2 separate regions of the Mus musculus genome follow, and region 2 is linked to region 1. Evidence: chromatin contacts called from ENCODE Hi-C or POLR2A ChIA-PET data. All regions are on one chromosome and are shown on one strand. The core of a region is the stretch at or near the end of the contact, and the rest is flanking DNA. Distances in the headings are between cores, read along the strand shown. Region 1 holds the start of Otud1 (OTU domain containing 1). Region 2 has its middle 12 kb from the start of Gm24670.

What was found. Hi-C counts contacts between places; a loop is a spot of excess contacts on that map. ChIA-PET counts read pairs that join two places held with the same protein, here RNA polymerase II (POLR2A).
Region 2: a map of heart shows a loop between it and region 1 (4-fold over the local background). The contact joins the enhancer-like site here to the promoter of Otud1 in region 1. A Hi-C loop is called at or near these places in 7 of 37 maps with a recorded cell type or tissue (gastrocnemius, heart and v-Abl transformed pro-B cells). POLR2A ChIA-PET finds 5 or more read pairs at or near these places in 1 of 5 experiments (Patski).

What each region holds. Positions count from the first base shown.
Region 1 is chr2:19,655,215-19,659,048 of GRCm38, reverse strand. Otud1 (OTU domain containing 1) reads right to left here and starts at 1,318. Exons shown (of 1, transcript NM_027715.2): 1 at 1-1,318. The coding sequence starts at 987. It overlaps Gm3230 (predicted gene 3230), which reads left to right and starts at 1,152. Exons shown (of 1, transcript NR_033642.1): 1 at 1,152-3,243.
Region 2 is chr2:19,701,586-19,705,494 of GRCm38, reverse strand. No RefSeq gene overlaps it. Among named protein-coding and RNA genes, the nearest start is that of Gm24670, 12 kb to the right of the region's middle. Within about 2 kb of position 1,617, at least 2 of the 3 ENCODE cell types and tissues checked have a DNase peak (open chromatin) inside an H3K27ac peak, as active enhancers do; they include gastrocnemius and heart, where a contact is called at or near this core.

The DNA of each region.
Region 1 (3,834 bases), core at 69-2,568:
TGGGCTGAAGTGGTCCAGGTGGTCCGCGATGTAGTGCACGGTCTGCTCCCTCAGCTCCCGGTGCAGGCTCTGGTCCCCGTACACAGTCTTGCTGACAGCTCGGTAGAGGCAGTTGCCGTCGGGGATGATGTGGAATCGGTACTTGTTTCTCTGCCTCAGGTACTTGTCCTGCCTCTCCACCTCGGCCAGGTACAGGGCTAGCTTCTCGTCCCTGGGATCCGCCCGGGACGTGCCTACGGCTTCGCCTTCGCCGTTCTGGGCCGGCTCGCCGCTGCTCCGAGCGGGTGCCGGAACCGGGTGAGCCTCGGCTTCGGGATCTTGCCGTCGGAGCGCGTCAGACCCGGAGGCGTCGCTGCGACCGCTCGCCCGGTCCCAACCCCGGGAACTGCGCTCCGCCCGGCGCTCTTCACCCCACGGGCCGGAGCCCGGGCCGGCGCCGGGCTCCGGGCCGACGGGGGCCGGTGCAGGGGCCCGGTGCTGGGAGGCTGCCAGGGCCTGGCGGTGCTCGCTCAGTCGGAAGTTCCTGTCCGGAGCGTCGCGGACGGCGTTCGGGGCCGCGGGCTCGTCGGGCCGGAGCAGCTCTTCCAGCAGCCAGGCAGAGGAACCGCGACGCGGCGGCGAGGGGGCTGAGGGTGGCGGCAGCAGGAGGCGCTCGGCGCCCAGGGCCCGCACGGCGATGTGCGCCGTGGACGTGAAGTGCGGCGGCAGCGGCGGCTTGCTGCACGCGCCCGGCGGGGCGGCGGCGGACCCGGACCGCTCGAAGCAGGCAGAGAAGGCGGGCATGGCAGCGGCGGCGGCGGCTTCGCGTGGTTCGGTGGCCGCGGCGGGTGGGCGCTCTCCGGTATCCGGCTCCGGGGCCGCGGCGGCGGGGCTGGCTGACTGCAAGGAGACCTTGAAGGCGGCGGCGGCGGTGGCAGGCGGGGCGGCGGCCGTGGGCCCCGGCGTGCCCGCAGGGTAATGGGTGCACACGCTGCTGTAGAGCTGCATGGCCGCGGCCGCCCGCGGCCCCTTATAGCTGCGAGCCCGGCTTGGAGACACACCCTCGGGCGCAGTGCCCCGGAGCCCGAGAATAGCGCTGAGCTCAGCGCCGCGGGCCGCCGCGTCAGGAGCCGCGAATAGCGCCCGGGCCGCGACCCAATTCGTGCTGCGCCACAGCGCGCGGGCGGTCCGAGGGCACCGGAGGGCGCGCGCTCGGCCGGGGACTCGGGCGTAGGACGCTGGCGCAGCTGTGCCCCGCGCCGGCCGCTGGGGACGGTTGGAGGAGCTGCCCGCTCAGACGAGCGCCGCCCGCCCGCAAGCAGGAGTGCAGCGCGCGGATGGTAGGAGGCGGGGCCGCGCTTGTTTACCTCAGGCCGCGCGGCCGCGTCACGTGGTCCCACAGGAATGCGCGCCCCATTCAAGCGGGGCGGCCCCGCCCTCCAGCGGAGACCTCATGGGCGTGGCCGGGGAGGGCGAGGCGGGGGCTGGACTACGGACATGCGCATTGAGTGCGCTCCCAACCTGACTACGGTTGCTGGCTGCCTGGTACCTGGGAAGCAGATCTGTGGGCTATGCGGCTGTCCTGCTGTGTGACGCTGTGGCGGGACCAGCGTTGCTGGGGCAAACAAATAGGTTGGAATAACGTTTTTCTAAAACACTTCCGGACTAGGGACTGAGCTCTACCTTCAGGGCCAATGGCATTCAACTTCTTGAGTCGTTTCCTCCAGTTAACGTGTTTGGGTCTGGTCTACACGGTCTTGCTGCCCCGCTAAGCAAAAATAGACGTTCCTGCACTGCTAACTTAAGTCACCTAGGAAATGCAAGGGCGAAAGGAAGGCTTTTCAACAGCCTTCCTTGGAATACCAAATAACATGCCGCCTTAAAGCCTTTTGAAAGTAGATCGCGACTGTTAAACTTTGAGGCAAGAGGCACACAACCTGTTTTCTGGAACAGCACAGCAAAATGAAATAACAGACTGAACTGTGCTTCCTCTGCAACGGAAAGCCAGAGTGTTATCAAATTGGTACCTACTTGCAGTAACAGTAGCTTTTGCCTTATTCTGAGTTTCAATCCAATTTTAAATTTAGTTTCCAGATATACAGATTGAATTGGAGACTACTTCTTGGTATGGAAAAACAGCCTGCAGGTTGTACTACCTGCGCGCCACCATTCTGCTTGGAACATAATTTATGCTTGTTACTAGGGTCTCTCGTTGGGGGTTCTTAGTCTCCTTAATCAAATAAATTTAAAATGTTCAAAAGGAAGCTCGGGGGGGGGGCAATTTTACTAGAGTTTGAGAGGGTAGGCAATCTGCTAATCTTGGCAGGTGGCCAGAGAAGGGAAGGGGGGGAAAAAAAAGAAAAAAAGAAAAAAAGAAAAAAAAGCCATGCCCTTTTAAGTTAGGACTGGAAAAGGCAGGCCAGCAGGTTCAGCAATGGAGTTTGGCCAGCGGTTGCTCAGGGAAGGGTTGGTGTAACCCGCCTATCAAGACTGGAATGGGTGTATACTAAACAGATATACTAACCCTGTTATTTACCCCATTGGGAAAAAAAAAAATGGACACCTCTCCCCCCACCCCCACCCCGCCTCCGTACACTGATAGGCACATATGCCTGCACACACATTAGAATTCCTCCTAGGGATCTATCTCCTGCTGGGAGGGAAAAAAAAAAAAAAACCGGCTGAATCCCTGGGGACATCCAGAGAAGAAACTTATCTTCTGGAAATGACCTTTCAGGAGAGATTTGGAGCTGAGAAAGGAATGGATTGGGGACCACATTTGCCAGTGTTTAGTTAGGCAGAGCTTTTGTTTTGTATTTGAACCTCATCCTCAGGAAACCCAACTCCAAGGCAGAATTTGTGGATTAGTAAGATCTCTGTGTCCCACTTTCCGATGTGGCCACATTGAATAAATCTCCTTTTCTTTTTCTTGTGGCTTTCTTTTCCTTCATTAATTTGGCACTTTTAGCTGCCTTACTGAAGAAGGATGGCCGAACTTGAGTTGGAACACAGTTTGTAACCCATAATTCTAGTAATAGTAGCTTTAGAGAAAAGTAAAACGGCACAGAATGTCCATAAAAGCATGCCTGGTATCTTCAAGCAAACAATGCAAAAGAGGAAATGACCCTTTTCTGAATGAGAGCTCAGAAGAGAAGGCAGGCCAGACCACAGGGCTGTTTTCCAGAGAAGGCCAGTGGCCACAAGGTGGGCAAGGTCTTCTGGGAAGGGAATGTATATTATCTTATTAAATGAATTATTATCCTCCTCGTTCTCCATTACATAGCTTAAATCTATAGTACCTCCATCCTGGGCTGAGCACAGAATGCTCGGATTCTATTCTTTTGACCAGGAGAAAGTAGCTTTGTCTTAATGTTCTTTAACAAAATATCTACCTTTTGCCTGGTAATTTAAGTCAGAAAGAGGTACTTCCCTTTGTAGGTGTTGGGAAGGTGTGCTCTGAAGTTCTGGATTCCTAATGCTTGAGTGAAACGCCATCTTGTTTTGCTTTCCTGTTATTGTCTAGCACAGTACTAGCCATGCAGTGGAACTGAGGAAACTTACTGAATGAAGGACTAGATGGCAAGTGAATTCTCAAACTCTCTCAGATGGCAGTGAAGTCAGAATTGCTATCTAGGTCTCTTGGCGTTACCCAGGGCTTTGGAGGACTCACTGGATCCTAGGGACTGTCAAATGCTCAAATGTTCCGGCCTGCTAGGTGGCTTCATCGAGGAGAAACTGAATGATTGCCTCCATAAGGAAGGCTGGATCTCGCCCCCTGACTTATTGCAGACCCATCATTCTGCCTTTAGGCATGTTGCTCTAAACTCTGCCTTCAGCCTTTCAGGAACTGAAGTT
Region 2 (3,909 bases), core at 368-2,867, 46 kb before region 1:
GAAAAGGCATCAACTTCAACTCCATTTCTGGGGAATGCATCACACAGCCTTAACTCACGGCAGACAACAGTAGAGTGAGTGGATGTATGCAGAAGACAGACTTCCCTTAGAGAACCCACTCCCCTCTCATGGTAATTGACCAACCCTTCGAATGGGAGATGTCATTCAAGAAAGGCATCATCCCACTCAAGAGAGCTCCCTTCATGACCTAAATGCCTCTTAGTAGGCCCTACCTCAACAAAGCTGCAGGTAGGAACCATGTTTCCATGTTCTTGGTGAGACAGATCATACTGAAGTCACAGCCCTGACTCCTTGCCTCTGCAAACTGTCACATCAAAGGTTAAATTTCACCATGAGCATTGGAGAAGACATTCACGAATAGCAGTCTTCATTCTCCCAGAGCATGGATTCCCTCAAGGGTCCTGAGCCATCTCTTGTTTTAAGGTTAAGGTGACCTTGAAACAGGCATCAAGTTCCTTGGTGCCTCAAGAATAATTATTGCTATATCCTCTTCATATCTAGAGTGTCTGTCTGGGTGTCATTTCTGTTTCTGCAATAAAGTATCCAGACAAATGTAACACAATGGGGAAGGGCTTATTTTGGATCACAGTTTCAGGTCAGAGTCTATCACAGCAGGGAAGTTATAGTGGCAGGAACTTGAGGGAGCTGATGATGTTGTTTCCATAAGCAGGAATGGAAGGTAATGATGAATGCCCACTAGTATTCAGCTTACTTTCTCCTAAGTACCCATTAAAAATGGAAAAATGAGACCAGGAAGATACTCAGTGAGCCAAGCTATTTTGCCTTCATGTGTATATGCTCACATGTGCACCTGCACATATGAGCACACATAATCATGCACAAAAGAGCACACTAAGCCCCATAGTGATGCACACTTGTAATCTCAGTACTTTGGGAATTTTCTTTGCATATCCTCTCTCCACAGTTGCTGGGCAATGTGTTGTAAACTTTAAGGAATAATGTGGCTAGGTGCCTAGAAAGTGTCACCATATTCCTGTCTGCCAAGTGACCCTGCTCAAAATGCTATGCAAAGTTATTACATGGGAATTCTCCATGGGAAAAGAGTGCTGGACAGTCCTGACAGCACAGGCTCTTCCTGTTCAGATTTACCTTCCTGATGCTGGAATCAAACTCCTCCCATAGTTTTACAGCTCTGGGAAGTTTTCTGATGAACCAGTTGAATTTTGGAAGCCTCCAGAAAACAGAGCAAAGGCCACTTCAGACTACAGGAACAGAACTCCAGGGAGTATTAACTGTCATGGCAACTTCAGGGTCTCAGAGCAAATCCATTTGAGAGTGTTTTTGAACAGAGTTGCATTTGTGAGATAGAGGAAAGAAAAGCCTTAAGAGCTGTGAACTTTGTGAACTACTTCCTGATGCGACAAGTCACATCAAGCAAATATGACATCAGAACCTGAAATGGCTTTACAGGATGCCTTATCGCCCTCCATTTACAAAGACTAGAATGGAATCCCTGGAGGCTCAGTAACCTGTCAATCAAAGTGAGATCCCAATGTTGGCAGCGCTAATACTGAACACACAGCAACTCTGTCGGCCACCTGATTGAGTCCCTGTGTGACGATCCAGACCTGGTGCAAAGAGGCCAATGGAATGTTTCCATCACACACTGCCAAGCTGGAGTGGCCAAATGACAGGCACCCAAACTGAAAACAGTGGCCATGGCAACAGTGCTAAATATATATCTTAAGGAGGCATTGTGATGCCTTGATTAGAGAGATTGGTTTTAAACAGTATTTGTCCCTATATTTAAAGAGATAAATGAGTCACTTTTTGCCACATGTGGATAAGAATTGAGGGTGGAGAGAGAGAAAGAAAGAAAGAAAGAAAGAAAGAAAGAAAGAAAGAAAGAAAGAAAGAAAGAAAGAAAGAAAGGAAGAAAGAAAGGAAGAAAGAAAGAAAAAGAGAGAGAGAGAGAGAGGGAGGGAGGGAGGGAGGGAGGGGGGGAGGGAGGGAGGGAGGGAGGGGAGGAGAAAGAGAGAGAGAGAGAGAACCCTTTCTCTCTAGTGCAGCTAGGATCTTGGCTGGCAGAAAGAAGCACCCTTCTGAGGCTGTGCAAGTTTGAGCTTGTACATACCAGCCTACCAAGGAAGGTGTAGCTTTCTGGAAAGAAATCTGTAGATTGTTCCTCCTTACCTAGCCTCACCCTAAAGAGACCCTAGCAAATGTCTGGGTGGACCACCTGCCTATTGTCAGCTTTCTCTTCCCTGAACCAGCCTGTCTAACTGGGAGCTGGCTGAAGCCCCAGCACTTGGCTGTCACTCTTGGCTGATGATGTCATTGAAAATGACTCATTCTGCTTTCCCTTTTAGGTAATAATATTGCTGTAACTTTGGGCTTAGTCTGTGTCAGGCATTGTTCTAATGGCTTTCCTATTATACATGAATAATATTACTTAGAAAAAGAAACAGAGACACAGAAAAATTCTATGTATAAGGTATATGTAGAGAGAGGTTATATTTATGAATATTTGGGTTATGGTGTATATATAATGAGCTATGGCACTATATATACTACTTAAATATCAGTACAATGGTACTATATATAATTTGTGAACACACACACACATACACACACACACATATACACACATACACACATACATACACACACACACACACACACACACACACACACACACACACACACACACACACATGTATTATTGAGGATTAGGTAACCCAAAGGAATTTTCTAATATTGGAGATTACTTTAAGGGGACTTAGAAGAAGGGGGTAATATCACTGGCCTAGAAATTACCCACAAGTAAAACTCTTACATGAATAGCAAGCAGGGACTCTAGGGGGAGCTTGAATGTCTGTTTGCTCCCTGGTCTTCCAGTTGGTGAAGGACACCAATTGGTGTAGTAATGGTGGTGCATTCAAGCATTTAACCTCAAAACTTAGGAGGCAGAGACTGGCAGATATGAGGCCAGCCTGGTATACAGGACAAGTTCCAGGGTAACCAGGGATATCCTGCTTCAAGAAACAAAACAACAATATTACTAACAATGGCAATAACAAAGATATGCACCTTTAAGTACATGCTTCATACTAATCCACAGGGGGAATTCTTAACAGGTTGCAAGCTTTGAATAACAATCCATAAGCTGTCTCCCAAATCTATGTCAGTTCATAGAGGTCACAGAATGACAATAATGTCCTTTTCTGCTGGGTATGGACAGGCATCTTTGTTACAGTCAGTAAGTAATGCTTCTACATCTGTGTATCCTGTTGTATCCAGTGACTAAATATCAAAATAATGGGGGAAATGATTCCTCTGTATTGAACATGCATGGATTGTATATCTCTTGCAGACCTCAAAAGATTACTTTGTTAACTACTTTCTAACCTGCTTGATCCAACCTAAAAAGAATGGAAGCCATGCTAGCATATGTTTCCATAGTGTGAATGTTTCCATGTTAAGTATTTAGAGACTCAGTAATAATTTAACTAAAAATATTTTTATTCATGCTACATAAAAAAGTAACTATAGTCACTTATAAGTTATTTTCACTGTAATCCCAAAAATCAAAATATAAAATAGTGAGTTCATAGCAGGAAAAATAATTTATACTCTCCTTTCTATGAATGGATTGACCACATGAATCAATGTCTTATATTTCATTTATTTTGGATAACTTGCTAAACATTTCCAACCCGTAATATAATAGAGTTGATTCTTATGATATTAAATGTGTTTAGAATGAATTTTATCTCACCCGATCTTTAAAGCCCGGGTCAAAAAAATGGAAAGTCATCCAGATAATACTCTCAGCAACACCCCACATGCCATATGCACATAAGCTAAAGAGTCCTCACCACCCATCTGGAGACACGGCAGCAAAACCTGTTCTTATGTAAGAGACTA